2 separate regions of the Homo sapiens genome follow, and region 2 is linked to region 1. A link is a loop called in an ENCODE intact Hi-C map of the cell type or tissue named here. Cell type or tissue: Caco-2. All regions are shown on one strand. Links, peaks and the distances in the headings refer to the core of each region. The heading gives the core; the rest is flanking DNA.

Region 1 (16,354 bases), core at 3,549-11,548:
ATACCCCTGCTTTCTCTTCCACTACCCACACACAAAGCTGAGGAGGCCAGAATTGACTTACCTAAAGTCCCTCTCTGCCCTGTATCTAGAAAGAAATTCTGTCTTAGAGATAGTTTTGTGATCACTAGGTTATTTATTTGTTTTGTTTTGTTTTGTTTTTTGAGACCGAGTCTCACTCTGTCACCTAGGCTGGAGTACAGTGGTGCAATCACGGCTCACTGCAGCCTTGACCTCCCGGGCTCAAGCAATCCTCCCACTTCAGCCTCCTGGGTAGCTGGAACCACAAGTTCACAGCACCACGCTCGGCTAATTTTTGTATTTCTTGTAGAGATGGGGTCTCCCCATGTTGCCAGGCTTGTCTCAAACTCCTAGGCTCAAGCCATTCGCCCCCCTCGGCCTCCCAAAGTGCTAGGATTACAAGTGTGAGCCACTGCACCCAGCCTGTTTTTTAGTTTTTTTAATTTTAATTTAAATTTTTTTTGAGACGGAGTCTTGCTCTGTCGCCCAGGCTGGAGTGCAATGGTGTGATCTCGATTCACCGCAACCTCCGCTTCCTGGGTTCAAGCAATTCTCCTGCCTCAGCCTCCCGAGTAGCTGGGATTACAGGTGCCTGCCACCACGCCTGGCCAATTTTTTTGTAATTTTAGTAGAAACGGGGTTTCACCATGTTCGCCAGGCTAGTCTTGAACTCCTGACCTCAAGTGATCCGCCCGCCTCTGCCTCCCAAAGTGCTGGGATTACAAGCGTCAGCCACCGCGTTTTTTGTTTTTTGTTTTTTTTTTTAGATGGAGTGTCGCTCTGTCGCCCAGGGTGAAGTGCAATGGCATGATCTCAGCTCACTGCAACCTCTGCCTTGCGTGTTCAAGCGATTCTCCTGCCTCAGCCTCCTGAGTAGCTGGGTTTACTGGTGCCCGCCACCACACCTGGCTAATTTTTGTATTTTTAATAGAGACGGGGTTTCACCATGTTGACCAGGCTGGTCTTGAACTGCTGACCTCATGATCCGCCTGCTTCGGCCTCCCAAACTGCTGGGATTACAGGCGTCAGCCACCGCACCCGGCCATCACTGCATTTTTTAAGAACTTAGTTTTAGAATCAATAAATAACCTCAGAGCCTACATTCAATCTTGTCTCTATCCTTAACCACAGTCCCCAAACCCTGAAGTTGTGCTGCTGGCAACAGTAGTTACTGGAGGTTTTTTTTTCTTTCTTTTTCCACTTCTTTAGTCATACAACACCATGTAGCAGCTCTTTATTCCTGCTACTCACCTCAACTCTGGCACTCACACTTAGAATGTGTGCATGTTTGGGTACACATCTACTGAAATGCAGTACTTAAGAATATGTAGCTTGGGCTGGGTGCGGTGGCTCACGCCTGTAATCCCAGCAGTTTGGGAAGCCAAGGCGGGCGGATCACCTGAGGTCAGGAGTTCGAGACCAGCTTGGCCAACCTGGTGAAACCCTGTCTCTACTAAAAATGCAAAAAATAAGCCGGGCGTGGTGGTGGGTGCCTGTAATCCCAGCTACTTGGGAGGCTGAGGCAAGAGAATCGCTTGAACCCAGGAGGCGGAGGTTGCAGTGAGCCAAGACTACACCATTGCACTCCAGCCTGGGCAACAAGAGCGACACTCCATCTCAAAAAAAAAAAAAAAACAAATATGTGGCTCGTATCTTGAGGCTTCTAAGTATAGTGTTATTTTTCATTGGTTCATAAAGAACTTAAAAGTGATTAATTTTGCTGGGCACAGTGGCTCAAGCCTGTATTTTGAGCTACTCAGGAGACTGAGACAGGAGGATCCCTCGAGCTCAGGAGTTCGAAGCTGCAGTAAGCTATGATCACTATGATCGCACCATTGCACTCCAACCTGGGCTACAGAGGGATACCTCATCTCTTAAAAAAACTTTTTTTTAATGATTAATTTTGGGAAAGGGGGTATGTTACTCCTTTTAACATTTTCATTTACTAAGAGGCACTGTCTACGTTGCATTTCACAGTAAATAGATTTAGTTAAAATGGTGACATTCGTTTCATCTTTCATTGATAGTGGATGTTTAGCAATTACAGTACTTTTCTATCTGGCTTAGCATAGCACACTCTTTGTCTTACTCTTATCTCACTGGCTACTCCTTCTCTGTCTCCTTGACAGTCCTGTATCTTCTCCCGGATGACTCCCTCACATTGCTGCGCCACAAAGCCCAGTCCTCGCTGTACACTCAGCCCCTTGATAATCTCATAACTGAAGCTGAAGCATAATGTTATTTTTCATTGGTTCATAAGGAGCACAAAGATGATAACTTTCTTTTTAAGGTTTTCATCTACAAGGGGGCATTGTCTACACCATGTTTCAAGGTAAATATATTCCATTAAAATGGCAATATTCATTGCATCTTTTATTGATAGTGAATGTTTAGCAACTTCCAGTAACTTTCTCTCTAGCTTGTAGCATTCCACACTCTTGTCTGATCTCCTGGAACCAGTTCCCTCTGTTCTCCAGGATGGCTCCCTGGCCCAGGCACACCTCTGGGCCCAGTCCTTGCAGCTTTTCCTTCCTCCCCACTCCCTTCAAAACTGATCCTCCTGAGGTCTTTGCGATGTCAGGAAATGACAATTCCATCCTTCCAGTTGCTCAGGACAGAAAACCTTGATGTTATCCATGACTCCTCTCTTTTCCTTTATCCCTACCTCCAGGAAATCCTGTTGGCTCTTCCTCCAGAATATTTGCAAAGTCTAAGCACTTCTCACCATCTCCACTGTAGCCTCCATTCCATTCCATTCCATTCCATTCCATTATCGGAATAGTCTCCTAACCCATCTCCCTGCTTCTGCCCTAGTCCACCTAAATTCTGTTACTTACATAGCAGCCTGAGTGTCAAATCATATTGGTCCTCTTCACCAAAGCTTCCAGTGGTTCCCAATTTCTCACAGGCCAAAGACCTTACAATTGCCTACCAGGTTTTATACACTCTGGTCCCTAATTTCATTGAAGGCAAGGCTCAAATGATACCTCCTACTTTGATCATCCCAGTTAAAACTGGAACACCCTTCCCCAGCTCTGTTATTTTCCATAGCATTTATCACATCCCGATTTGGGGAATAGACGCCACAGAATTAGTCCAGGCTGACCACCACACAAACAACAAATCTAAAAATAGCAAACTCTACCACCACCTGGATTGGGAGTGGGTTAATACAGAGTCCAGAGTTGCTACAACATATTATCTAAAAGAAACAGGATGTACAAAGAAACAGCAAAGTGTGACCCATACTCAGGAAAATAAGGAGTCAACAGAAAACTACCTCTGAGGGTTCAGTGTTACTGTGATCAGTGCAATTATAGTTTTTTTTTGTCCTGCATTTTCACATAAGATTATATTAGAAACAATTTCATAAGTCATTAAAACTTCTATGAAAATAATATATATTTTTTTTGAGGCAGAGTCTCCCTCTTTCGCCCAGTCTCCCGGGTTCAAGCACTTCTCCTGCTTCAACCTCCCAAATAGCTGGGATTACAGGCATGTGCCACCACGCCTGGCTAATTTCTTCGTATTTTTAGTAGAGATGGGGTTTCCCGTGTTGGCCAGGCTGGTCTCGAACTCCTGACCTCAAGTAATCCACCCACCTCAGCCTCTCAAAGTGCTGGGATTACAGGCGTGAGCCACCGCACCCGGCCACATTTACCACATTCTAACAGGCCACATAATTTGCTTATTTATTTTATTACCTGACACATGTAATCCGTACAAGGGCTAGAGTTTTCATATGTTTTATTCACTGATGGATCCCCAGTGGGTAGAACAAGACTTGGCATGTACTAGGCACTTACACATACTTATGGAATGAATAAATAAATAGTATAGTAGATTGCAAACCAACAATTTGTGGAATTAAGTAGGAATAAAAATACAACTATGTGAAGATCATTTACTATGTTAATATAATTACATGGTACAGTGGAAAGATCATGGGGTGGCTGGGTGCGGTTGATCACGCCTGTAATCCCAACACTTTGGGAGGCTGAGGTGGATGGATTACTAGAGGTCAGGAGTTCGAGACCAGCCTGGCCAACATGGGAAAACCCATCTCTACTAAAGTTACAAAATTTAGCTGGGCGTGGTGGTGTGTGCCTGTAGTCCCAGCTACTTGGGAGGCTGAGGCAGGAGAATCACTTGAACCTGGGAGGCAGAGGTTGCAGTGAGCCAATCACGCCACTGCACTCCAGCCTGGATGATAGAGGGAGACTCTGTCTCAAAAAAAAGAAAAAAAAAAAAAGTAAAAAGAAAAGTGATTACCAAGACAACTACCACAGACTGGGAATTTCTGAAAAGCCTCAACTTTTCTTTTCTTTTTTTTTTTTTTGAGACAGCGTCTAGTTCCGTTGTCCAGGCTGGAGTGCAGTGGTGCAATCTCGACTCACTGCAACCTCTGCCTCCTGGGCTCAAGCCATACTCCTACCTCAGCCTCCTGAGTAGCTGGGACCGCAGGCCCGCACCACCATGCCAGCTAATTTTTTGTATTTTTAATAGAGACGGGGTTTCACTATGTTCGTCAGGCTGGTTTCCAACTCCTGACCTCTAATGATCCTTCCGCCTCGGCCTCCCAAAGTGCTGGAATTACAGGCGTGAGCCACCACGCCTGGCCTCAATTTCTTAAAAAGCAAAAACAGGAGGGAGGAGGAGGGTATGCAGTATCCTAAATCCTCAGAACCCCTGGGGAAGAACCTCATTCCAACTCCACCAGCACTCCCAGGCCCAGGCTTCTAGCATGCTTCCGACCTCGCTAGCTGCTAAATAAATAGCTATTGAGGAATGTGTATTCTCAAATACTTAGGCTAGAGGGCTAAGAAAAGACAGCTTCCATCTACCTCTGTGGGACTCTACCAGTGTGAAAGGATACTCTCAAGGTATTTAACAACTCCCATTACAGTCCAGAAATTGGTGGGGAAAGTTAAAATATATTTTCTTTTCTTTTTTTTTTTTGAGACGGTGTTTTTGCTCTGTTGCCTGAGCTGGAGTGCAGTGGCTCACGCTTGTAATCCCAGCACTTTGGGAGGCCAAGGCGGGCGATCATGAGGTCGGGGGTTTGAGACCAGCCTAGCCAACACAGTGAAACCCCGTCTCTACTAAAAATACAAAAGTTAGCTGGGCACGGTGGCGAGCGCCTGTAATCCCAGCTACTCGGGAGGCTGAGGCAGGATAATCGCTTGAACCCGGGAGGCGGAGGTTGCAGTCAGCCGAGATCCACTGCACCCCAGCCTGAGCGACAGACTCCATCTCAGAAAAAAACAAGCAAACAAAAACAAAACAAACAAACAAACAAAAACAAGAAAAGAAAAGTTAGCCGAGCATGGTGGGGCACGTCTGTGGTCCTAGCTATTCGGGAGGCTGAGGTGGAAGGATTGCTTGAGCCCGGGAGGTCAAGGCTGCAGTGAGCTGAGATCATGCCTCTGCCCTCCAGCCTGGCCGAGAGTGAGACTGTCTCAAAAAAAAAATAATAATAATAACATAAAAATAAGAAATAAGAGTGAAAGAGGCATCATTGATTGAAGATAACTTGGGGAGGGGTTCATATAGTAAACGTATAGATTGATTGAAAGACACAGCCCAGTTTTAAAACTACATAAATATCCAAAAAAGCACATTTGAAATTCCACGAGACCTTGCAATGTCAAAATAAGGAGGGACGGGAAGCACGGTGATCACACAATGGCTTATGACATACACTCACTACATTTATACCTGGTACAAAGAGCGCAGAAACGTTTCAACTCTTGCTTGAATCAAGAACAGAAGCCTCTCTTTAGACAGGTCAGTGCCACATAGTAATGTATAGCTTAAAATGTTAGTTAATGTACAAAAATCCAAACTCAGCGTTTAGATGTTCGGGAATAATGCATGAACATTTAAATATTCAGAAGTGGAATGTATGCATTTTTAAAGTTTATTTTATGATTTAATTTTAAAAATTTGTTTTAATGTGAAATTCTGGGGTAATTTGTCATGTAGTAATAGATACAAATATGGCAAGCAGGGATTTTTAAATAATGAACAGAAATATCTTAAAGGAGCTATTGGAAAAGATGGAAAGAAAGTGTGAACAACTTGGGAATTTCAGTGTCTTACAGTTTTTTTAAAGCTTGTTATAGTTTAAATCGGAATAAGGAAGCGTATTTCCAAAAGATTGAAGTGATTGTGTTATCTCTCCCACGAAGTAGTCTACTTCAGCAAAACAGTACACCGTGTGCTATTTTGGCCTCTTGGGAAAGATGGTATGTTCAAGTTTGCTAGAAAGAGATAATTATCGCTTTTAGCGACACCTCTCACGGAAAGTTCATCGGGATATTGGTCTAGAGAGAAAATGGCGGCGGGGGGTGGGGGTGGGGGAAGCCGAAATACCTCAGTTTAGGATCTGCTATGGGCAATGGATGCCCTAATTTAAGGTTAATTGTAGATCCACGGGCTTCCAACTGTGTATTTCCGTCATCTACACTTTTCCCAGAAAGAGATGCCATAATAAATTTACAAAACAGTCCTATAGTCTAGTTTTATATTCTTGTCAAGAAAAGGTAATATTTAAAAAGTACTAGCTAGAATTCTATAAAAAACGAACAACAAAAATCACTGCCCTCTGAATGTTCGTTCTTGATTATTTTGACGCAAGTAGAGACAGCTTTTTTAAATCCGGCATTATCTCCGGGTGGTGCAGACATGCAATTTTTTATGAATTTTCCCACCCTTGGGAAATCGATTTCTGAAACGTGTAATTGTTGTGCAGTAAGCCAAGTGGACAGTGACGCAATAGTCCACTGCAAGTTGCCTTACAAAAAATGATGTCATTTGGCGCAGATCTAGTCACTTTTATAACAGGTAGCTATGGAAAAGCTCCCTCCACGTTGTCCCCGATTCCCCCACCCCCACCGTGGCCAAGATGCAAAAAGACACTTTCCTGGCTTCCTAGCCCTCAACTTGTCGAGGGTGGGCGCACCGCAGTGGCTCAGGGCCCATCGCTCGTGCAGGCGGAGAGAGACCGCTGCAAGGGGACGAGGACAGCTGAGTGTCCTCAGCCCCGACGGCGGCGCCGCGGGGGAAGCTGCGTCGGGCCCAGTCCAGGGCCGCGACGCCCGGCCGCCTGTTTTCCTCGGTGGGAAACCGCTGGCGTGGCGGGCCGGCAGCCGGGACGCGGGGCGCCGCGGGCGCGGGACAGCCTTCCCCGCCCCCCCTTCCCCCCCGTTCCCACACCCGCTCCCGCTCCCGTGGCGCCGGAAGTGACGCGTTTTGGGCTGAAAGATGGCGGCATTGGCGCTCGACCAGGGGGAAGGTAAACACCCGCCAGGCCACGGGCTGGCCCCCTCGGGGCGCCAGCAGGGGCCGAGGGGGGGGCCTCCCGGGCCAGCTCCCCGCCCCCAACGGCTTCCCACCCTCCGCCCTCTCTCCCAGCGTGGCGGCCTTCCGCGTCAAGACGACAGCGCACTGGGCCCCCTGCCGGCCAGCCCCGCCTCCCTGGGCGGGCCCCGGGCGGCTCCCGCGGCCCGCAGGGGGCGCGCGGCCCGGAGCGGCCCCCGGCTCGTGGCCCCGCACGCCCCGCCCCTTCCCCGCCCCTTTCCCGCCTTCCTCCACCCCCGGCGTGGGTGATCCCGAGGCTCGGCGCGCTTCGGGGCAGAAGCCCAGAGACGCCGTCCTCGACGCTTCCTCGGCTGGTGCTTCTGTCTCTGCCTGCTGCCCCCCAGCCCTTTTCCCCGCCCGCGGCCCCAGTCGGCCCTCCCGCCGAGCCCCGTCGGGTGCTGCGAGGCCCCCGGCGTTGGCAAGGTCGGTCCGGGCCCCGACGCCGCGCCGCCTCGTGCGGAGCCCGACTGTCTGGTTTCTCGACTCAGCGCTGTCTTCTTTCCCAGGACTTATCCAGAGGGGGCTGCAGGCGAGCACTCTCGTGCCCCGCCGGAGCGACCCGGCTCGTGCCGGGAGCGGCTGCTCGTAGACGTCCGAGGAGCCTGCCGAGTGCCGTCCCGGCGCCCGACCGCCCACCCATCGGCCCGCTGGCCCGGTTCTTCCTGATGCAGACTGCCGTCCACTAGAGGCTGGACAGGACCCCCCGAGGTACGTAGCCGCCCCTGGCCGCCGGCCTGCGGAGCCCGGGCTTCGCCCGCGGCCCCGAGCTAGGCACGAATTCGCCGGCCCTCTCTGCACGGACCCGAGTCAAACATTTGGTAGACGCCGGGACCTCGTTTGTCTTCGAGTTTACTTAAATTGTTTGAAATGTAATTTTTTTTTCCAGAGAGAGCGAGAAAGAAAAAGGAAGAAGCATAATTCAGCCATTTTTTGCAGCACACAGCTGCAGGTACCATGATTATTTTTTGCCTAACCCGTTCCTTCCCTTTAACAATTCAATTTATGCCTGAAATAGAACTATGCAAAATGCGAGGCATAAAACTAGGAATCGGAAGGTCTGGGTTCGACTTGGGTGACTCTGAGAAAAAATCGCGTACCGAGCCTTGGTTTCTTATCTATGAAATATAGTCGGTACTACCAACATCGCAGGGTTGAGAGGACTATATGAGGTCATATATGTGAAAATAATCCTTAACTGTAGAGTGTTGTAAGAATGCAAGGCCGTTTTTTAAGTAACCTTTGGTAGAGTGGTTAATGTAGTGGCTAACTGTTGCTGCCTCTTTATTTCTATATTATAAATATAAGCAAATAAGTACGGAATAATAGTAAAGCAGTGCTGTGAATCCATAGATCTGTAATAGTCACGTTGCTTGGCCTTCCTCCTACGAAGTGCTAACTGCTTATTTAAATAACGGTATTCTTTAATTCAAATGTAACGTTACCGTAGGGGCTTTGCTTTTCATCGTTCTAGGCCGCTTTAGGCCCCTTTTCTTACTCCAAATATTTAACACCTTACATTTGTTAGTCTTTTCTGTTTTCCGAATTTGTTTGCCTTTGTTAATCTGATTAAGTGGTAATTTAGAAAATGCTTTGCAGACATATATGCCCTAATTTTAATGCCTGTTTTTCATATCTAGGGAGCAGGATGCTTGAATACTTCTACTAATTTGAAAATTGGTTTTGAAGAGCTTATCAATGCATTCATGTTTCAGTAATCCTTAATAGATCTAGAAATGTATAGAACATTTCAACTTTTTAGCACTTAATGTAATTATATAATTTTATTCTCATTTTTAATCACAACACGTAGTAGGTGCTTAGAGTCACAGTTTATCAGTGGTAGAGGATGTTAACTTGCACTCTTCATTGCTGATTAATTTGGGGAAAGAATAGGATAGTAAATATTTGTGGTTTGAAAATTGAATTTATTTTGCCAGGATTTATATGTGTAACAGATTAGTATTGATCATTTTTACTTGGCATATCAAAAATATAGTATGGTTTGGCTTAAATGGTCCACAAAAAGTGAAAAGAGAAGCATTTTTGGGTATATTGTTATTTTTAGCTAACAAATGGTTTTGAGTAGTTAGATGTTTTATTAAATTTATAATCCTCTAGTCCAATACCAGTTGTCTTTCAGAGTATGCTTTTGTGTTTTGTAAAAAGGCAAAATAATAGAAGTTGGGCAGGATTTACATAGTAAAAGGAAGAGCCTACTTCAAAGTGGCTGGTTTTATAGATTGGATTTATCACTAATCTTGATAAAATTTTGACAAATCATTGCTTTATTGGGGATTTCAAGGTTTGACCTTCTCTCTACCTCGAGTCGGGTTATCTCAGAAACCTAACCTTGATCAGGGCAGGCTTGGCTTCATGGATGTTCAGAAGGGCCCCACACTTGGTTTAATAATCTGCATGTAAAACTGGGATTGTACAGTATAAGGGTGAATGGTAAAATTCATGCTAATTTAAATTTTTAATTTTCCTTTACTCAGAACGACATTAAACATCAAATTTAAAAAACACTGAGAGCCGGGAGCGGTGGCTCAGGCCTGTAATCCCAGCACTTTGGGAGGCCGAGGCGGGCGGATCACCTGAGGGTCGGGAGTTTGAGACCAGCCTAACCAACGTGGAGAAACCCCGTCTCTACTAAAAACACAAAGTTAGCCTGGCGTGGTGGCGGGCGCCTGTAATCCCAGCTACTCTATTCCCAGCTACTCGGGAGGCTGAGGCGGGAGAATCGCTTGAACCCGGTAGGCAGAAGTTGCGGTAATCCAAGATGGCGGCACTGCACTCCAGCCTGGGCGACGAGAGCAAAACTCCGTCTCAAAAAAAAAAAAAACCGCGAAACAGTTGAGAGATACAGAAGAAAGTTTTGAAAGAGCTTTACATTTTATTACCTTTAACGACTTTTTTTTTTTTTTTAAGACAAGAGTCTTGTTCTGTCGCCCAGGCTGGAGTGGAGTGGTGCGATCCGATCCCCGCTCATTGGAACCTCCACCTCCCGGCCTCAAGCGATTCTTGGGCCTCAGCCTACTAAGTAGCTGGGATTATAGGCGCTCGCCACCACGCCCGGCTAATTTTTGTATTTTTAGTAGAGACGGGGTTTCACCATGTTGGCCAGGCTGGTCTCGAACTCCTGGACTCAAGTGATCTACCCGCCTTGGCTTCCCAAAGCGCAGGCGGGAGCCACCGTGCCCAGCCTTTTTTTTTTTTTTTTTTTATCTTTTGAGACACAGTCTTGCTCTGTCTCCCAGGCCGGAGTGCAGTGGCGCGATCTCGGCTCACTGCAACCTCCGCCTCCCGGGTTCAAGTGATTCTCCTGCCTCAGCCTCCCGAGTAACTGGGATTACAGATGCGCGTCAGCATGCTTGACTAATTTTTGTATTTTTAGTAGACACGGGGTTTCACCATGTTAGCCAGGCTGGTCTCGACTGACTTCAAGTGATCCGCCCGCCTCGGTCTCCCAAAGTGCTGGGATTACAGACATGAGCCACCGCGCCCGGCCATCGCCCAGCCTTTTAACAACATTTTTCCCTGATTTTGAACAAGAGTCCCCGCAAATGATGTAGGTGGCCTGTTGTCAAGCCTGGCCTTTCCCAGTGCAAATGTTTTGAGAGTGAATAATGTTAACTGTGAGGAGAATGAATCTTTAGCTTAGAGGAGGTGGATTACTTTATTAGCATCTATTTTCTCTGAATTGGAGTGCTATAGCTCATGTGGTGCTTTTTTTTTTTTATTGAAGAGAAATGAAAGATGGAGCCATGGGTGAGGCATTGTAGAACAGTGTTTAATAGGGGAGGCTATGAAGTCAGGCAGACCCCAACTTCACAACTTACTAATAATTATAGCCTTGGGCAAGTTACTTAACCTCTGTGAGCTTTGATGTTCTCATCTTTAAGTCGGGGATGGATACAAAACATGGAAGGTTGCGAGAATTAAATTTATCTGTCTTTCCAACAAATATTTATTAAGCACTTATTATGTGCCAAGCACTGTTTTAGGTGCTGGAGATGCAACAGTCAGTGAAGCAAAACCGACAAATTGAAGCAGAAAGGAAACTAAGTAAAATGGATAGCCTGTATTGCCATTTAATATACTGCAGAGAATAATAAAGTGGAGGGGCATGGGGATTGTCAGGTTGATGGGGCAGATGGGGTTTTGCAACTTTAAAAGAGGGTGTTTGAGGAAGGCCTCACTGAAATGACACCAAAGACCCTAAGGGAACCATATATATCTGGGGATAGTGTGATCCAGGCAGAGGGAACAGGGTGTAGAGAGGCCTTAAGTTGGGAGTGTAGCTGGTTTTCAAGGAACAGCGGCACCAAGGGAGATAGTAATATAAGATTATTATTATTGCCATTTTAAGAATCATTGGAAAGGCTCTCATAGTTCATCTCTGCCAAGGGTATATGTTGTATTGCTGCTGGTCCAAAAGTGGAAGACCTTTTCAGAATTTGAAATTTTAACTTTGCAAGTAAGAAATTAGGAAAGACAAAATATGTTGTCAGGTTTTCTGTTTTTAACGTAAGACCCTTAAAGCTCATCAGGCTCAATCACTGAAACATGTAAGAATGGATAGAAAAAAATACCCTTTGTCTCTGATAAGATCTTTGAATTTAGTTAATGATATATATTATAGACTAATGATTTGCAGGAAATCTGTATCATAACAGCAAGACTTTCCAAAATATTTAGTTTGGTTGTATAATTCTTATGAGGAACTGAAAGGCTAACATTACAGTATTTGTGATTTCATGTTAGAATAGAACTTAGAAGATTTGGGGTTTTATTCCCCAATAGAGGCTTTTCCTAGAATTCTCACTGGATCCAATCTCTAAAGGCTAGGGAAGCTGTTTTCCATGACATCACTCTTGGACTACTTCTAGTCATAGTGTGGAATAAGCAGAGAAGCATTAAATTAAAGTCTTCTGATGAAAAATAGCATTCAAGCAGGGTTTTTTTTTTCTTATAAGGCTTCTTGTATTATAGGATGACGAAATGCTAAACATACCTGAAAAGTGAAGTAATTTGGTGCCAGTCTGGAGGCTGGAGGACCCAGGGCCCTCCTAATAGCTTAGTTAAATGGTCATTTGCAATTTGGTCCTGAGTTATAAAAATATTTTGATGACAAGAAAGAATTTCCAGTATTAAACAAATTAAAGTTAACTTACACAACGTCTCCTCCCATATTAAAGTGAGTTTTCAATTTGAGTAGTGTATTGAGAGTAAAGTGACCGCTAATAGAGCTTAAAAGTCTGTCTTTAAATTTGTCTTTTCTTTTATATTGGTATGTTGAGAAGTTGGCTGCTTTGAGATTGTCAAATTTACATTTTTTTACTTTATGGGTTACAGAAGTGAGAAATGTTATGACTCAGAAATTAATTCTGTTTTTATCCGTAGTAAGCCTTTGCATTCTCTTTTCGATATGCAACTGTGGCATTTTCTGCATAGGCATCAATTTTGGTAGGAGAACAGTTTGGGGATGAAGATAGTATGAAATCATTTAAATTTTTCATTGAGGGTAAGTATATTATATCAACCTCTGAGAATCTAGCTTTTGCATTGAATACCTTAAGCTTTTGTATGAATTTTCAAGCAGCTGTGGAAGGAATGTGAAAGCAATAAATTATTGCTTATGGCACAAACATAGAGGTTAATTTTGAAATGTCTTTTAATTGCCTATAATTTTGCCTTCACATCAGAATGGCAGCCTTATAACTGAAAAGGAAGCATTTAATTTCTTTGCCTTTAATTTCCTGTCCAGTTTTACCCCCACCAAACTTCTTTTTTTACTGGTCACTAGAGAGTTTGAAGTGTTCAAAAATTCTGTGATATAAATAGCAGTAATAGTCTTCCAGGGCAGAGGTAGGAAGAGGTTGAGGTTTGTGCGTGCACGTGTGTGTGTGTGTGTGTGTGTTGTCACTTATCTCTTACACTTTCAGTTGTTCTCAAGCCTGTGGTCTCAGGACTTCTTTGTACTTATTTGTACTCTTAAAAATTAGTGGGGGCCGGGCTTGGTGGCTCACACCTGTAATCCCAGCACTTTGAGAGGCCGAGGCGGGTGGATCGCTTGAGGCCAGGAGTTCGAGACCAGCCTGGGCAACATGGTGAAACTCCGTCTCTACTAAAAATAAAAAAATGAGCTGGGCGTGGTGGTGGGCTCCTGTAATCCCAGCTACTCAGGAGGCTGAGGCAGGAGAATCGCTTGAACCCCGGAGCAGAGGTTGCAGAGATCATGCCACTGTACTCCAGCCTGGGTGCAGAGTGAGACTGTCTCAAAAAATAAATAAACAAATAAAAATTAATTCTATTACATGGTAACCTAAATAACATTTTTTTATGAAAAATAACTTTTCTAAAACAGTTAAGAACTTGGTGAAAAGAGTGGCATTGTTTTAAATTTTTGCATATCTCTTTAATATCTGGCTTAATAAAAGCCAATGGGCTTCTCATCAGCTTCTGCATTCAGTCTGTTGCAATATCACATACCATGTGTAAACCTCTAGAAAACAGAATGAAAGTGAAAAAGACAAATAACTATTCTTTATTTATGTATTTATTTTGAGAAGGAGTCTTGCTCTGTCGCCCTGGCTGGAGGTGGCGCAATCTTGGCTCACTGCAACCTCTGCCTCCTGGGTTCAAGCAATTCTCGTGCCTCACCCTCCTGAGTAGCTGGAATCAGACGCACATGCCATCACCCCTGGCTAAGTTTTGTATTTTTTAGTAGAGATAGGGTTTCACCATATTGACCAGGCTGGTTTTGAACTCCTGAGCTCAAGTGATCAGCCCACCTCTACCTCCCAAGGTGCTAGGATCACGGATGTGAGCCACTGTGCCCGGCTGACCAATAACTTTAAAAAAATTATTTGGATAATAATTTTGACATTGGGAAGCCCCTTTAGTGGGGACTGGGATCTTTTAGGACAACTGGATTCACTTGTCCCCAGATCATGCTTTGAGAATCCCTATACTAATCATTCTTAGGCACAAAAATGTGAGGCTTTCTTTTATTTAGTCAGTACCAAGTTTATGAAACAAGACACGTTCTTCAGTATTTCTTTCCTGGTAGTATAAGTATGCCTTGTCATTTGGTCTAATTGGTTTCCCTCTTGAAAAAAAAAAAACCTACTATTTGAAATTCTGAAGGCCATGTATAAAGTGTTGATAAACCTATATATGAAAAGTAAGGATACAGAATTTTTGTACATTGAACATTTTGTCAGTAAATGTTTTTCCTCAAAGCCTCTTAAATTTTTCCTCCAGCACTCATTTAAAGAGTTCTTATTTAAGGTTTTTGTGTTTTACAATGATTCGTTTTTTTCTTTTGGGAGAGTGGGGCTACGCACTTCTTGTTGAGCACGCTACTGCTGCCGCGGCTGTCTCTGCCATTGCAAAGTAGTTCTTATAATAGTTTTCTTCCTTAAATTGATATAATTCTGTACTTAGATTTCTTTTTAGAGACAGGGCCTTGTTCTGTTGCCCAGACTGGAATGCAGTGGCTTCATCGTGGTTCACTGCAGCCTCGACATCCTCACCGCAAGCGATTTTCCTGCCTCAGCCTCCCAAGTAGCTGGGGCCACAGGAGCACGCCACCAAGCTCTGCTATTTAAAAAAATTTTTTTGTAGGGAAGAGGTCTGGCCACATTGCCCAGGCTGGTCTTGAACTGGATCAAGTGATCCTCGTGCCTTGCCTCCCAAAATGTTGGGATTACAGGCATGAGGCCGCTGTAACCAGTTAAAGAATTATGTACACAATTTTTTTTTTTTTTTTTTTTTTTTTTTGGGACATGGTCTCACTCTGTTGCCCAGGCTGAAGTTCAGTGGTGGATTATAGCTCATTGCAGCCTCGGCCTCCCGGGCTCAGTTTATCCTCTGACCTCAGCCTCCTGAGTAGCTGGGACTACAGTCACACACCACCACGTCTGACTAATTTTTATGTTTTTAGTAGAGATGGGGTTTTGCCACGTTGCCCATGCTGGCCTCGAACTCCCGAGCTCAAGCGATATGCCCATCTCGGCCTCCCAAAGTGGTGGGATTATAGACGTGAGCCACTGCGCCTGACTCTGATCTGTTATAAATCTGCATTATGATAAACCCTAGGGAGGCATGGGGTTGGTAGAGAGGGGAGACTGAGGGTTCTCACTTAGGTTAATTCATTTATTCACCACCCTAACTTGATAATAAGATGATGATGATTATTAGTAATGTATGGATGGAAACCAAGATAGGAAGTTAACAAAATTTCTGTAGGTCACACAGTAAGCACTCTGATTTCAGAGGTTTTGCTCTTTCCGACCACACTATTTTGTATTTTTTGCAAATAGAATCTAATTTTTTTTTTTTTTTTTTTGAGACAGGCTCTTAGTTTGTTGCCCAGGCTGGAGTACAATGGCGCCATCTCAGCTCACTGCAACCTCTGCCTCCTGGGCTCAAGCAATCTTCCTGCCTCAGTCTCCCAAGTAGCTGAGACTACAGGCACACACTACCACGCCCAGCTAATTTTTGTAGAGACGGGGTTTTGATATGTTGCGCAGGCTAGAATCTAGTCTTAACTTTATTTCTAGCTACTAGTTCTATGACCTTGAATAAAAAGTCAGTTCACCCGTGGACATTATTACTGTCTTCATCTGTGGAGTTAGAGTTGACCTGGGTCCTGAGTCTTGAGAAACTATACTCAGAAGGTGGGCTGGGGGGTTTCTTCAAAGTTAACTAGATCAGGCTTACTATTTTGGCTGTAGTAGTACCACACGAAGGGGCATGATAATAAGCCTTAATGTTACAGTGTACTTAAGGTCCATGCACTGTACTAAGTGCTTTACATCCATTAACTTACTTTATTATCGCAGCAACCTGTAAGGTAGGTTCTATTAATATTAGTACCCCAATTTTTTTTTTGAGACATGATCTCACTCTTTTGCCCAGGCTGGAGTGCAGTGGTGCCATCTCTGCTCACTGCAATCTCCGCCTCCTG
Region 2 (16,354 bases), core at 507-8,506, 90 kb after region 1:
GGATCACAAAAGAAATCAATAATTTATACCATATTAGGAATGACAATTTATCAATTGAAAATGAAATTGATAAATATTACTCCAAATAGACTTCATACTTGAAAAATATCCAAAATAGATTAAAGCAGACGCAACATTCTGTCTCAGGTGCTTCCAATGCTCAATAGTGATTAGTTATGCCATGTCATGCCTCCTGTAGCAATAAATCCATTATTACTTTTATTATCATTCAGAATAGGTCATTCACAAGCTGTTCTGTAAAAATGAATTTCAACTTTAAAAAAGACACTAGAAGCTGACTCAAAAGGAGCCTTTCATTCTGTGAATTCTAATATTTATGCTAAGTATGGCCTGTTCAGATATTTGTTTAAATGAAGGAAAATCAAAATCGAATAAAAGTCCCAGGGACTAATCTCTTAAACAAAACTGTATACTGCTAGTTCAAGGGCATCTAATAGAAAAAATTTGTTTAGATTAAAATTCTGTCAGTAAAAGAATTTGTTCCTATGGCAATTCAAAAAGGCTTAAAATATGTCACACATTTAGTTAAGAGAGCATACTCAGGACTTATTCTATGTTATTTTCCTTTATTACACATACTCATTATTTATAGACAGACAAGCAGATTGTTAAACAACTTTGGTTTTCTGTCAATTAACTGTTCATTATCATGATGGAGAATCACCAGCTGCCAAGTTTTGATACCAGGAAAATGAGTCCTTTTTTCTTTTTCCAGCTGACACTCTGACATAGATTCCTTAGTTTTCACAATGTCAAAAGATGGAGTGGAGATGATAGTTATCCTTTGTACCTGATGGGCCCGTTTTTGGTTCCTAGGCAGAATTATCAATAAAAGTAGGAAGTGTTATATATTTGGTTTTTACTACTTTATATTTTAATGTTTGACTATATTTATCCTCATCTCAAAATATTCACAGCGATTTTTTAAATTACAAAGTAATAACATGAATACATGTCTGTTGTAAATTCCTATGATGTAAAAGTATACTGAGGCAGACTTTATAAAGCATAGTTCTTAATAAGTTTAGATAGAAATGACTTCCATTTTGAAAAAACCACCATCAGAGATGTGCTGAATCAACAGTGTCAACATACAGAGAAAATAATTTTTTTGCCAACTCATGCTGATATGGAGCCAAAACAGCTGGTTTTTATCAGAATTGCCACCAATATTAAGAATTTTTTAAAAAATGTTACCAAGATGAAATTCACTTTATACTACCTATGATAAATGTGTCAAATGTGTTTCAGCCTTGAACTTTAGATTAGGAAAATTTCATTTACGTAAGTACAGCTACTTTACAGACAGTTTGAATATTGTCCAAAACAATGAATTCAGTACAAGTTAAACTTACAGTCACCTCAGAAGTATTTTTTTCTTTAGCCAAATAAACTTTTCTCATTTTTTCAACTTTCATTTGAGCTTGCTTGGATCGACGACCCAGAAATTTAACTTGATTTTGCTGTTTGTAGGGCCGATATAGAGGTTGGACAGTTAAGTATGGACCCCTAGAAAATGTTTGTATTAAAAACAGAAAAATCACACAGAATAAAATATAAATGCAAAGCAAGTTCCAAATTTCATTAAAGCTTTCTCTAGCAAATATATCACAGACCTTAGCAACATTGGAGCAGCATTTCATGTAAGCTTTTAGGTTAAAGTTATCATTTCTGCTTGAGTTTACATAGCACAGTTCTTTATCTGGCACTTATGAAGGTGTACAGGTGATGATATTGACAGCAAAGATGATAAAAATTATAAAACCTGTTATCAATTTAAAATTAGCTTTCCTAGAAAATACTGTGTAGTAGCCATTTGAATCTTATTTTTTTACACCATATACTAACACAAAAAAGTATTACATTTCGTCCAGGCGCAGTGGCTCATGCCCGTAATCTCAGCACTTTGGGAGGCCGAGGCAAGCGGATCACCTGAGGTCAGGAGTTCCAGACCAGCCTGGCCAACATGGTGAAACCGTCTCTACTAAAAAAAAATACAAAAATTAGCTGGGTGTGGTGGCGGGTGCCTGTAATCCCAGCTACTCGGGAGGCTGAGGCAGGAGAATTGCTTGAACCCAGGAGGCGGACTTTGCAGTGAGCCAAGATTGTGCCACTGCACTCCAGCCTGGGCAACAGAGCGAGACTCCAGCTCAAAAAAAAAAAAAATTACATTTCATAATGGTTGGAAAAACAAGCTGTTTTTAATCAGTGCTGGGATCAGATGCTATGTCCATAATCCCCTTGTCCTTACCATTATAAGGAACATAGACTCAACTTTCAATGCCAGCATCTGCATCACTCAGTTTGAAAATTTTCTTTGAAAAGAAAAGCCTGCCAGCACGGTGGCTTACACCTGTAATCCCAGCACTTTGGGAGGCCAAGGCGGGTGGATCACCTGAGGTCTGGAGTTCGAGACCAGCCTGACCAGCATGGAGAAACCCTGTCTCTATTAAAAATACAAAATTAGCCAGGCGTGGTGGCACATGCCTGTAATCCCAGCTACTCAGGAAGGCTGAGGCAGGAGAATCGCTTGAACCAGGAAGGTGGAGGTTGTGGGGAGCCGAGATTGTGCCATTGTACTCCAGCCTGGGTGACAAGAGTGAAACTCGGTCTCAAAAAAAAAAAAAAAGAAAAGAAAAAAAAGAAAAGAAAAGCAAGCCCATGTGCAGGGGAGGTCAAAAGTGCCCGAGAATTAATATGTCCCTTCCTAAGCAACCCTTAACCAATGACTGATGGGTGTTGATGTATCAATACTGTAATTCCCCTGCCCCCTGTGGGATAATTCTGAGTTGCATGTTCTACATTGACTCTGACATTCCCGGGGGAGATTAAGCTCCAGTTACCCACAGTGGTAACTTGCTTGCTAACACACACTGTTTTGGCTGCCTTCCACTTTTTTACCCTCTCCCTTCAGTTGTTCCTGGGATCACCTCCTAAATCTCTGTCTCAGGGTTTGCTTCTGGGAGATGCTAAACTACAACTGCATTCAAAGATGGCTTTATGAAAGTATTTTTTCTCTTCAATTGATTAATAATTTGGCTAATTATTTGGCTCTTAAATTACTTATTCTTGGATACTCAGTAGGATAAATCCAAATAGCAGGGAGATCAGGATTATATATGGTGGCAGAGAAAATTACATCATTTATTTGACCTTGGTGGTAATAGGGTTAAATTCTATATTCAGTGCTCATATGGATGAGTTAGAGAAAATCTATTTCATGACAGACTGTGCCCTAAACCAGGCCATCTGTCTGGCAAATGTATAGCCTTGATCATAAAATATATGGGTTAAATTATGTTATTGGGTCAGAATCACTCATCTCTACTCCTGAAAAAAAATCCCCAGCATGTTTGCTTGACAGTGGGTCATCAGTGTCTTCTTCATGTACAAAGGGAGTATTTTTCATTTCAATTATAAGAGTGTGAAAATAGATTACCAGTAGGTCCTCTTACATATTATTATCTCTTTCTTCTTTTAAGAAAGCAGCTTAATTTGTAAATAAGATGGGCTAAGTGAGGCTTAGTAATGGAAAGAGAAAAGGAATATAATTGGAGTTGTTATATTCTGTCCATGTTGTTTCAGATCATAATACATCTATTTTGCTACAACATCCATTTCTACAATGTGAACTGGCTCACATACTATTGGTAAAAAGGGGAATGACGTCACTCTAATTTATATGCAATTTATCTCAGGCAAGGGGAGCCAGAGTAGCAAGAATAGAATTATAACCTTCAGCAAAAAAGGAAAAAGCCCTCAGTTCTGTGCTGCATGGGCAAGGGGAGCCCTTTTGACTGTATTCATGAAAACAAAAATGAGCACCTGCATCAAGTGCTGTCTTCCCAGAGAGGCACACCCCACCCCCAACTCACCCTCACTGCCCTCCACCCTACTCCTCCCCTACCCCCACTCCAGCCTTGGATGGCTCCTGGTTCTCGGCAGATCGCACTGCCTCTCATGTCCACTTAAAAGGCAACCATGCGGCCGGGCATGGTGGCTCACACTTGTAATCCCAGCACTTTGGGAGGCTGAGGTGGCCGGATCACAAGGTCAGGAGTTTGAGACCAGCCTGGCCAATATGGTGAAACTCATTCTCTACTAAAAATACAAAAATTAGCCGGGCATGGTGGTGGGCACCTGTAATCCCAGCTACTCAGGAGGCTGAGGCAGGAGAATCGCTTGAACCCGGGAGGCAGAGGTTGCAGTGAGCCTAGATTGCGCCATTGCACTCCAGCCTGGGCAACAGAGTGAGACTCCGTCTCAAAAAAAAAAAAGGCAACTACGCTGGCCTGGGGTCCCACTTCCATGTGCACTGTCTCCATGCCCACTAACTGCTCTAATGAAAGAGTTGCCAGCATCTCCACTCTATGGTTGTTCATTTTTTTATATTTTCTGTGGCAGCCTCCAGCTACACTGAGCTGCCTGTCTGGTGGTACAAGTTAACTCCCCAAGTACCAATTGTCCTTTTTGTTAGTGCTCTGTTTACAAAATTGCATACGTTTTGAGCAATCTGCCCCAACCCTATTTTCCCCATATATCCTCTTATCTTTAGTGAGCTATCTGGCAGAATGTGAACATTTTCAGATATGCCCCTAGTATTGTAACCCCAGTGAAGAATCTGTTTTACCTAATTTCAGAAACAATCCGTAGCTGGTGCTTATGGATCTCTTGCGTTACTGGTCTCTGTAACAGAAACTTCATTTCATTTCGTAGACGGTTTGAGATCACTCCAGACTCTGAATAATGAACTATGTCATACATTAGCATTGTCCTGGGAATATTTTCAAGATTTAATTTGCGCCAGCTGTTATTTCTGCCGCCAGAAAATGCAGGGGCCTCATCGAAAAAACTGCGATACTGTAGGGAAAAAACAAGAACGATTAAGTTGGCCAGGTGCGGTGGCTCATACCTATAATCCCAGAACTTTGGGAGGCTGATGCGGGTGGATCACCTGAGGTCAGGAGTTCGTAGACCAGCCTGGCCAACATGGTGAAAACCCATCTCTACTAAAAATACAAAAATTAGCCAGGCGTGGTGGCTTGTGCCTGTGGTTCCAGCTACTCGGGAGGCTCAGGCAGGAGAATTGCTTGAACTCGGGAGGCGGAGGTTGCGGTGAGCCAAGATCGCGCCACTGCACTCCAGCCTGGGTGACAGAGTGACTCCATCTCAAAGAGAAAAAAAAAGAAAAGAAAAGAAAAAGAGAAAAAAAACAATTAAGACTGATTAGTTGGCCAGGTGCGGTGGCTCACACCTGTAAGCCCAGCACTTTGGGAGCCTGAGGCAGGTGGGTCACTTGAGGTCGGGAGTTCGAGACCAGCCTGGCCAACATGGTGAAACCTGATAGCATTAGGAGACATACCTAATGTAAATGACGAGTTAATGGGTGCAGCACACCAACACGGCACATGTATACATATGTAACAAACCTGCACGTTGTGCACATGTACCCTAGAACTTAAAGTATAATAATAAAAAAATACAAAAATTAGCTGGGCGTGGTGGCGCACACCTGTAGTCCCAGCTACTTGGGAGGCTGAGGCAGGAGGATCACCTGAGCCCAAGAGGCAGCAGTTGCAGTGAGCCAAGACTGCACCACTGCACTCCAGCCGGGGCAACAGAGTGGGACTCTGTCTCAAAAAAAAAATTGATTGGTTGTGGGTGCTCTAAAATGTTTTTAGACACATTTCTCATGGTTCCACTCAAATGTCACTTCATCCAAAAGGCATTCTTTGATCCCATCTCTGAATTTTATTGGGATCTCTCTCTGACTACTCAATGTTTTAGTTATCTGTGTATGACTTAGCTCCCTTATTGGAAGGCAGGAGCTATGCTACACATTATCATGCACACAGTATCATACTCACTAAATATTTATTTAATGCATCAACATTTTTATGGCAAATATAACTCAGATAAGTTAAACTCAGATGGGCCTAAAAATTAATGATAATAGCTATGTGTTCTGCATACCTAGTAGAGCTTGTTCATGACATGCTTGGGTTGAGAGGACTTTTTTTTTTTTGAGACAGGGTCTCATCCTGTCACCCAGGCTGGAGGGCAGTGACATGATCATGGCTAGCGGCCTCAACCTCCTGGGCTCCAGTGATCCTCCTGAGTAGCTGGGACTACAGGTACATGCCACCACGTCTGGCTATTTTTTTTTTTTTTGGGGGGGACGGAGTTTCACTCCTGTTGCCCAGGCTGCAGTTCAGTGACACGATCTCGGCTCACTGCAACCTCCGCCTCCTGGGTTCAAGCGATTCTCCTGCCTCAGCTGGGATTACAGGTGCATGCCACCATGCCTGGTTAATTTTTTTTGTATTTTTAGTAGAGATGGGGTTTCACCATGTTGGCCAAGCTGGTCTTGAACTCCTGACCTCAGGTAATCCACTTACCTCGGCCTCCCAAAGTGCTGAGATTACAGGCGTGAGCCATCACGCCTGGCCAATTTTTTAATCTTTGTAGAGATAGGGTCTCACTATGTTGCCCAGGCTGTTGAGAGGACTTTTGCACAAACCTTTTTAGAAATATGAGTTCATCTCTAGTATGAAGTGGAGATTTTCACTATTTTCCTTTGGAGTATTTGTAGAAATCCCACTTTTCTTTTTTTCCAATTTAAAATGATATCAAATTAGGAATTAAAAATACAAATATATATCATCACTTTAACATTATAGTCGTGCATTTAAGAGCCAGGGATAGGGCAGGAGGAGCTACAGTGCTAGGAAACAGAATAACAAGAAGGCCTTTAGGGTATATTACACAGTCACATTCATGCTTTCAAACACACACACACAGATGCACATACACACTCTCAACACACACCTTCACACTCACATATACACATACACACTCACACACATACACACACACAGGCAATCCTACCTTTGCACCATTTCATCTTTTTTTTTTTCCTTTTCTGGAGAATGGGGTCTCGCTGTGTTGCCCAGGCAGGTCTCAAACTCCTGGGCTCAAGCAATCCTCCGGCCTCTGCCTCACCAAGTGTTAGGATTACAGACATGAGCCACTGCACCCGGCCTTTTCAAACTTTTTTTTTTGAGATGGAGTCTTGCTTTATCGCCCAGGCTGGAGTGCAGCGGCGCAATCTCGGCTCACTGCAACCTCCACCTCCTGGGTTCAAGCGATTCTCCTGCCTCAGCCTCCCAAGTAGCTGGGATTATAGGCGTGTGCCACCAGGCCCGGCTAATTTTTGTATTTTTAGTAGAGACAGGGTTTCATCATGTTGGCCAGGCTGGTCTCGAACTCCTGACCTCAAGTGATCCACCCACCTTGGCCTCCCAAAGTGCTGGGATTACAGGCATGAGCCACCACGCCCGGCCTCCTGTTGCTAGCTCTTCAGCTCAAAGATCACAATATAAATGACAGATGATCATCATGATTAGTGACAAATCATGTCATACCTTCCAAAGTCAATCAGTGACTGGTCACTGTGAATCTGTTATTCATTTCACACACAAACAGCAACGTATATAGTTGTGTTGCATTTTTGTCTCCCAATGATAAACCCATGTGACATTTTACAAAAATGGAAAATCAAAAGAGGGAATTCCCCGTCAAAGAAACAAAAAGTGGTACCCCTTGAAGTGAAATTGGAATCAATCATACATGGAGTTCTAGAAGAAACAGGTGACTGTGGGAATGCTAACACTGCCATCATTCAAGACGTTGCAGATCTACAGCTAGAGGAACTTGGTGAGGATGAACTTATCAACATAAATGAGGAAAGTGGCTATGATAAAAAGATGAAGCTTTCCCAGTGGAAGTGATGCTGGCCAAAAAAAACTTCATACTGAAGGAACTCTGAGATATTTTGCAACATTTAAAGTGCAAAGAATAAAATGTTGGCAGCTGATCCAAATTTTAAAAGGAATATGACAATACATCAAGACATAGAAAAGATGCTTATAAGTTATACTAGAAGAACAAGAAGGCAAGCACTGTTTAAAGTACTCTTGGTAAGTTATTTTTTCACAGCTTTATTGAGGTTCACATACCATACAATTCACCATTTAAAGTGTACAATTCAATAGTTTCCAGTATATTCACAGTTGGTAAGATATTTTATGAAGAAACTAAACACTTTGTCTATGTTTCTAATGTTTTAAATTATAGTGTACTAAAAGTGTTCTAAATGTGTTGGGTTTTTTTCTTTCATTTTCCTATGTATTTATAACAGACAGCAAAAGAGTTTTTAATGTTTTGACAAAGAAGCTTGTTTTGTTTTGTTTTCAGAGATGGGGTCTCACTATGTTGCCTGGGCTACCCTCAAACTCCTGGGCTTAAGTGATCCTCTTGCCTCAGCCTCCCAAGTAGCTGGGACTACAGACAAAAAGTTTGAAAAGTCACAGGACAATCACAATTTTCCCCACAAATTATTAAGTTTGCTTTGCATGGTTTCAATTTGCTGGTCATTTTTATGGTCCTGCACTGCCATGCAAAGTAAGGCTGGGTATTTTTTTTCCTGAGTGAAGTAGTAAAATGGGTAAATATCATAGATCTGTCAATCATCTGCTCTGCCACTTATCAGATCTGTCTGTGACCTCAGGCAAGTTTTTTTGAGGCTTGTTAAACTTCATTTTTCTCATTTGTAAAAAAGGTCACAGAATTTACAAACTTGAAGATGAAAGAAGATAACACACATGTAAAGTGCTAAAGACAGTGCCACACCCGTATAAGGACTCAAACGTCAACAATGATCTTATCTCTCTCTTCCAGTATGTCTATCTGGGGACTCCTCTCTATGACATTAATCCTTGACATGTTCACAATCTGAAAGTATGTGGTCTTTGTCCTTAGCAAAGATAGTTGGCATTTCCTGGTTCACTTCCCTAAACTCACAGTCTAAGACTCTAAAAGAAAGAAAACATAATTGGGAGTCTCTAAGGCACTGCATTAATTTCATGTTTCACACTGAAGCAAATGAGTGAATAGTTAAGGCTGTATACAGACATATCTCAGAGATATTGTGGGTCTAGTTGCAGACCATGGTAATAAAGTGGATATCACAAATAGAGTCATGCTAATTTTTGGTTTCCCAGTGCATATAAAAGTTATGTTTACATTATACTGTAGTTTAAGTGTGCAACAGCATTATTTAAAAAAAAATGTACATACTTTAATTTAAAAATACTTTGTTATGGCTGGGCATAATGGCTCATGCCTGCAATGCCAGAACTTACGGAGGAAGAGCTGACAGGATCACTTGTGCCCAGAAGTTCGAGACCAGCCTAGGAAACATAGCAAGATCCCATCTCCACAAAAAGAAAAAAAATACTTTATTGCTAAAAAATGCTAATGATCATCTGAGCCTTCAGTGAGTCCTATTCTTTTTGCTGGTAGAGAGTCTTACCTTGATGTGGATGACTGCTGACTGATCAGGGTACTGGTTGCTGAAGACTGGGGTGGCTGTGGCTTTTTTTTTTTTTTTTGAGACAGGGTCTCACTCTGTTGCCCAGGCTGGAGTGCAATCATGGCTAAAGCAATCCTCCCACCTCAGTCTCCTGAGTAGCTGGGACCATAGGGGCATACCATCACACCTGGCTAATTTTGGGGTGGGGGGTAATTTTTGTAGAGACAGGGTCTCCCTATATTGCCCAGGCTGGTCTCAAACTCCATCTTCAAGAGATCCTCCAATCTCAGCCTCCCAAAGTACTGGGATTACAGCCATGAGCCACTGTGCCCAGCTCATGAATGTTCTCAATAGCATCTAGAATGGTGAATCGTTTCTGGATTTTTAAATTTTACTTTACCCAGATCCATCAGGGGAATCATTGTCTATGGCAGCTATAGCCTTATGAAACATATTTCTTTTTTCTTTTTTTTTTTTTTTTTTTTTGAGACAGAGTCTTGCCCTGTCACCCAGGCTGGAGTGCAGTGGTGCAATCTCGGCTCACTGCAAGCTCCGCCTCCTGGGTTCACGCCATTCTCCTGGCTCAGCCTCCCAAGTAGCTGGGACTACAGGCGCCCACCACCACGCCCGGCTAATTTTTGTATTTTTTAGTAGAGACGGGGTTTCACGGTGTTAGCCAGGATGGTCTCGATCTCCTGACCTTGTGATCCACCTGCCTTGGTCTCCCAAAGTGCTGGGATTACAGGCCTGAGCCACTCCGCCCGGATAGATTTAGCATAATTTTTAAGGGCCCTAAAATTTTCAGAATGGTAAATGAGAACTGGCTTTAAGTTAAAGTTACCAGCTGCATTAGCCCCTAACAAGAGACTCAGCCTGTCCTTTGAAGCCAGGCATTGACTTCTCCTCTCTAGCTGTGAAAGCCCTAGAGGGCATCTTCTAACAGTATAAGGCCATTTTGTCTACATTGAAAATCTGTTGTTTAGTGCAGCCACCTTCAACAATTATCTTAGTGAGATCTTCTGGATAACTTGCTGCAGCTTCTCCATCAGCACTTGCTGCTTCACCTTGCACTTTTATGTTATAAAGACGGCTTCTTTCCCTAAACTTCACGAACCAACCTCTGCTAGCTTCCAAAGTTTCTTCTGCAGCTTTCTCACCTCTCTGATCCTTCATAGAATTGAAGAGAGTTAAGGCCTTGCTCTGGATTAGGCTTTGGTTTAAGGGAATATTGTGGCTGGTTTTTCTTTTTTTTTCTTTTTCTTTTTTTTTTTTTTTTTGAGACACAGTCTCACTCTATTGCCCAGACTGGAGTGCAGTGGCGCAATTTCGGCTCACTGCAAGCTCCGCCTCCTGGGTTCACGCCATTCTCCCGCCTCAGCCTCCCTAGTAGCTGGGACTATAGGTGCCCGCCACCATGCCCGGCTAATTTTTTGTATTTTTAGTAGAGACGGGGTTTCACCATGTTAGCCAGGATGGTCTCGATCTCCTGACCTCGTGATCCGCCCACCTCGGCCTCCCAAAGTGCTGGGATTACAGGCGTGAGTGGCTGGTTTAATTTTCTATCCAGACCACTAACACTTTCTCCATATCAGCAATGAGGCTATTTTGCTTTCTTATCATTTGTGTGTTCGCTGGAGTAGCACTTTTAATTTCCTTCATAAATTTTTCCTTTGCATTCACAACACGTTTAACTCTTTGGTGCAAAGGTCTAGCTTTTGGCCTATCTCAGCTTTTGACATGACTTCCTCACTAAGCTTCGTCATTTCTAGCTTTTGATTTAAAGTGAGAGGCGCATGACTCTTTCACTCGAACACTTAGAAGCCACTGTAGGATTATTAATTGGCCTAATTTCAATATTGTTGTGTCTCAGAAAATAGAGAGACCAGAGGGGAAAGAGAGAGATAATGGAATGGCTGGTTGGTGGAGCAGTCAGAACACATACATTTATTGGTTAAGTTTGCCATCTTATATGGGCTCAGTTTGTGGTGCTCCAAAACAATTACAATAGTAACATCAAAGATCACTGATCACAGTTCACCATAACAGATATAATAATAATGAAAAGATTTGAAATATTGCAAGAATGACCAAAACGTGACACAGAGACACAAAGCAAGCACATGCTATTGGAAAAATGGCACTGATAGATTTGCTTGATGCAGGTTTGCCACAAACCTTCCATTTGTGAAAACACAACATCGGCCAGGCGTGGTGGCTCACGCTTGTAATCCCAGTACTTTGGGAGGCCGAGACGGGCAGATCACCTGAGGTCAGGAGTTTGAGACCAGCCTGGCCAATATGGTGAAACCCCGTCTCTACTAAAAATACAAAAAAATTAGCTGGGAGTGGTGGCACATGCCTGTAATCCCAGCTACTCGGGAGGCTGAGGCAGGAGAATCGCTTGAACCCAAGAGGCAGAGGTTGCAGTGAGCTGAGATTGCGCCATTGCACTCCAGCCTGGGCGACAAGAACGAAACTCTGTCTCAAAAAAAAAAAAAGTATGTAACTCAATGGTTTTTAGTATATTCACAATGTTGTGCAACTATCACCACTGCCTATGAATATTTCAGAATATTTCCATCACCCCAAAAGAACCCCCAAATTCCTTAGCTCCCTACATATAAAAAGCCATATATCACATGATTTCCTTTATATGAAATATCCGGATTAGGCAAATCCATAGAGACAATGCAGACTGGTGGTTTATGGGGCTGGAATGATGCAGGAATGGAGAGTGACTGCTTACTGGATGCAGGGTTTCCTTTCGGGGTAATGAAAAGGTTCTGGAACTAGATGGTGGTGATGCTTGCACAACCCTGTGAATGTACTTAATGCCCCTGAATTGTACACTTTAAAATGGTCAATTTTATGATGAGAACACATGGACACATAGAGGGGAACAACACACACTGGGACTTACCAGAGGGTGGAAGGTGGGAGGAGGGAGAGGATCAGGAAACATAACTAATGGATACTAGGCCTAATACTTGGGTGACAAAATAATCTGAACAACAAACCCCCTTGACACGAGTTTACCTATATACAATAACAAACCTCTACATGTACCCCTGAACTTAAAATAAAAGTTAAATTAAAAAAAAATTTTAAAAGAAAGTTCTAGTGCTTGGGCATCCGAAAATAAGTTTCATTCTATAGAATATATTTGAAAAATAAAATAAAATATAATACAATAATAAATTTTATATTGTGTTATATTTTACCATAATAAAAAAGTATGATTCTATCTTCTTGGATGACAGAGTTAGGAAGACTTGCTGGGTTTGTTTGTTTTTCTAAATCTAAATTCCTTACTTGTACATAATCTTGCATGGTGACAACATCCATTATATCAGTTACTTTGGACTTCGGGAAAATACGTTCATCTTCCATAATTATACGGTGAAATTTCCTTTCCCCCATTAGTTTGCAAGCATCATCCACTGCCTGTAAAAAGAATAGAAAATAGACTTTAAAAATAGTAGAATAGCATTAATGATCAGCACGCCCTTTACATATTTCTTCTGACAAATACATCAAATATTGTTCCTTTCTTCTAGCAGCTTGCTATTCAATAGAAAGGCTGCATTTGCAAAGAGATTATATAGGGATTATTAAACCACTTAAAATTGTTTCCATAGCCTTATCTACATAGGTTTTTTTTTTTGAAACGGAGTCTTGCTCTGTCACCTAGGCTGGAGAACAGTGGCGCCATCTCAGCTCACTGCAACCTCCACCTCCTGGGTTCAAGCGATTCTCCTGCCTCAGCCTCCTGAGTAGCTGGGACTACAGGCGCATGCCACCACACCTGGCTAATTTTTTGTATTTTTAGTAGAGACCAGCTTTCGCCGTGTTAGCCAGGATGGTCTCGATCTCCTGGCCTCGTGATCCGCTCACCTCGGCCTCCCAAAGTGCGGGATTATAGGCGTGAGCCACCGCGCCAGGCCATCTACATAGTTTTTAAATGCAGCTAGAGGAATTGCTGAGTCCAGAATCCTCAGAGAACATAGTTTTAAAACAACTGGTTTTTCCCCTTAAAAGACTTTTAATTCTTTTATTTTGAAAAGCAAAACAAACCTGTAATATCATTCGTGCAGTCAATGCAGAGAAAACTTATCTGGTGATTCAACGAGTTACCGTAGGAACTGCAATGAAAGGTGTCACTAGTACCACCTCTCTTTTATGTGTTAATACACTGCTGGTAAGTGGAAACATGTATGTTTCAGACTGTTTAAGCCTCCCTCCCTTCAGACTTCATTCTCAGCAGCTAAAAAGTGGCAAATAGAGGGGTTTTCTTTTCTCTCCCAAATGTCAACATTTTATGCTCAAGGAAAGCACCTGAGAGGTCAGAGACAGAAGAATCACAGAATATATGGAAGCTCAAATCCTGTTGGGCCCTACTTATACCATACCCTTCCACATATAAGTATCCTGTGCTAAGAGCTATACATAGACTGTGAGTAGAGACTTAAGTACTCTGCACCCCCGCCATAAGTATGTGCTGACTCTTCTAACACATATTTATATTACAGATCTGTACTTCTGGCCACAAAGGGTATGTTTATATGAAGGGAAGGATAGCACAAAAGAAAATTCAGGGCGGGCGTGGTGGCTCACTCCTGTAATTCCAGCACTTTGGGAGGCCGATGCAGGTGGATCACCTGAGGTCAGGAGTTCGAGACCAGCCTGGCCAACATGGTGAAACCCCGTCTCTACTAAAAATACAAAAATTAGCCAGGCGTGGTGGCAGGTGCCTGTAATGTCAGCTGCTCGGGAGGCTGAGGCAGGAGAATCGCTTGAACCCAGGAGGCGGAGGTTGCAGTGAGCCGAGATCATGCCACTGTACTCCAGCCTAGGGGACACAGCAAGACTCTGTCTCAAAAAAAAAAAAAAAAAAAAGAAAAGAAAAGAAAAGAAAATTCAAACATCTTTTGATTCCAGTTAAGTTTCTTTCTTCCTTTGTATGTCAGAATGCGGTATTTGTGAAAGTATGGGAACTCTGTTATAATGTTGATACAAGGCCTAAAAGAGTGGTTGAGGCCAGGCACGGTGGTTCACACCTGTAATCTCAGCACTTTGGAAGGCCGAGGCAGGCGGATCGCCTGAGGTCAGGAGTTCGAGATCAGCCTGGCAAACATGGCAAAACCCTTTTTCTACTAAAAATACAAAAATTTGCCTAGCATGGTGGCATGTGCCTGTAAACCCAGCTACTCGGGAGGCTGAGGCAGGAGAAATGCTTGAACCTGAGAGGTGGAGGTTGCAGTGAGCTGAGATCATGCCACTGCACTCCAGTCTGGGTGACAGAGTGAGATGCTGTCTCAAAAAAAAAAAAAAAAAAAGAGAAAAGAAAGAGTGGTTGAGACAGGATCAAAACTGAGAATCACTGTTCTTTTTTCTTAACACACAACAGCAAGCTATAATGCATTTTCTATTCCAATTCTCACTTTTGTTATTCAGACTATTCCTTTATTTATTTTTTTAAATTCCAAAGCTTAGAATATCACAGACACATGTAGAAAATGAAAAAGGAAGAAAACATTCAAATGGTTGAATGGTTGAAGTTTTATTCCTAACGTATAGAACTGAAGAGACAAACAGTTTAGTGAAAATGTGATATGGAGCTTTCCTTTAGGTAGATCATTTTTGCTTTATATTTCATTAATTTCTTCTTTTTTTTCCAGCATGCTATTTTATTGATGTAACAACATTTTCAATAAAGTTGGTAAATTATCACTATATTACTGTCTTATAGCAACATAGTAAGAGCTCTAGAGATTGTATAAGCATAAAATGTGAATTTAAAAAAACAATATGTAGGATTTTTATCAGGGCAAGCATTTCCATAACCATAAATATTTCCCTTTTTTTATTATTACACTTTAAGTTTTAGGGTACATGTGCATAATGTGCAGGTTAGTTACATATGTATACATGTGCCATGTTGGTGTGCTGCACCCATCAACTCGTCATTTAACATTAGGTATATCTCCTAATGCTATCCCTCCCCCCTCCCTCATCCCCACAACAAATTTCTTTATACATTACACAACTAAAGAAAAGATAGGCCGGGTGTAGTAGCTCACACCTGTAATCCCAGCACTCTGGGAGGCCAAAGCAGGTGGATCACCTGAGGTCAGGGGTTCGATTCCAGCCTGGCCAACATGGTGAAACCCCGTCTCTACTAAAAAACACAAAAATTAGCTAGGCAGGGTGGTGAGCACCTGTAATCCCAGCTACTTGGGAGGCTGAGGCAGGAGAATCGCTTGAACCCAGGAGGTGGAGGTTGCACTGAGCCGAGATTGTGCCACTGCACTCCAGCCTGGGCGACAGAGTGAGACTCCACCTCATAAATAAATAAATAAATAAATAAATAAATAAATAAAATAAAGATAGTATTGGCAAATCTCTCCATTATGTTTTCTTGCAATTAATTTCCAACATTTTATGGTTCTAATTAACCAGCCCCACAGTGACACTAAAGGTAAAAACAAGTAATTGTACACTGAACAGGTATGAAGACCATATAATTTCTGCTTTAGGAATTTCTGTAGGCATAACTATAATTTACTTTAGCTGAAGTTACTAAAAAAGGGTTTTTAAAATTTTTATTTTTATTTTTTGAGACGGAGTCTTGCTCTGTCACCCAGGCTGGAGTGCAGAGGTGCCATTTCGGCAGACGGCAACCTCCGCCTTCTGGATTCGAGCGATTCTCCTGCCTCAGCCTCCTGAGTAGCTGGGACTACAGGCGTGCACCACCATGCCCAGCTAATTTTTGTTTTCAATAGAGACGGGGTTTCACTATGTTGGCCAGGCTGGTCTCGAACTCCTGATCTTCTGTTCCACCTGCCTCGGCCTCCCAAAGTGTTGGGGTTACGCCCAGCTAATTTCTGTATTTTCAGTAGAGATGGGGTTTCACCATGTTGGCCAGGCTGGTCTCAAACTCCTGACCTCAGGTGATCTGCC

Evidence for each region. A loop is a pair of places that touch in the nucleus more often than their neighbours do. Peaks named below come from ENCODE experiments on the same cell type or tissue, not always from the same donor. Only the 100,000 strongest peaks of a DNase experiment are listed, where the experiment ranks them.
Region 2: it touches region 1 in a loop (2.9-fold over the local background); 4 of 110 quality-filtered maps call a loop at or near these places.

The regions. Positions count from the first base shown.
Region 1 is chrX:24,016,591-24,032,944 of GRCh38, reverse strand. It overlaps KLHL15 (kelch like family member 15), which reads left to right and starts at 5,759. Exons shown (of 4, transcript NM_030624.3): 1 at 5,759-5,805; 2 at 7,887-8,088. RefSeq lists enhancers at 4,680-5,179, 6,387-6,890, 6,891-7,395 and silencers at 7,058-7,157, 7,168-7,607, 7,688-7,757, 7,768-7,917, 7,928-8,007. In Caco-2, for the core only: no CTCF peak of the experiment used is centred there; a DNase peak (open chromatin) is centred at 7,424; H3K4me3 peaks cover 3,282 bases.
Region 2 is chrX:23,923,723-23,940,076 of GRCh38, reverse strand. CXorf58 (chromosome X open reading frame 58) reads right to left here. Exons shown (of 9, transcript NM_152761.3): 6 at 12,707-12,838; 7 at 4,652-4,881; 8 at 1,377-1,530; 9 at 568-833. The coding sequence ends at 774. Among named protein-coding and RNA genes, the nearest start is that of CXorf58, 24 kb to the right of the region's middle. In Caco-2, for the core only: no CTCF peak of the experiment used is centred there; no DNase peak of the experiment used is centred there.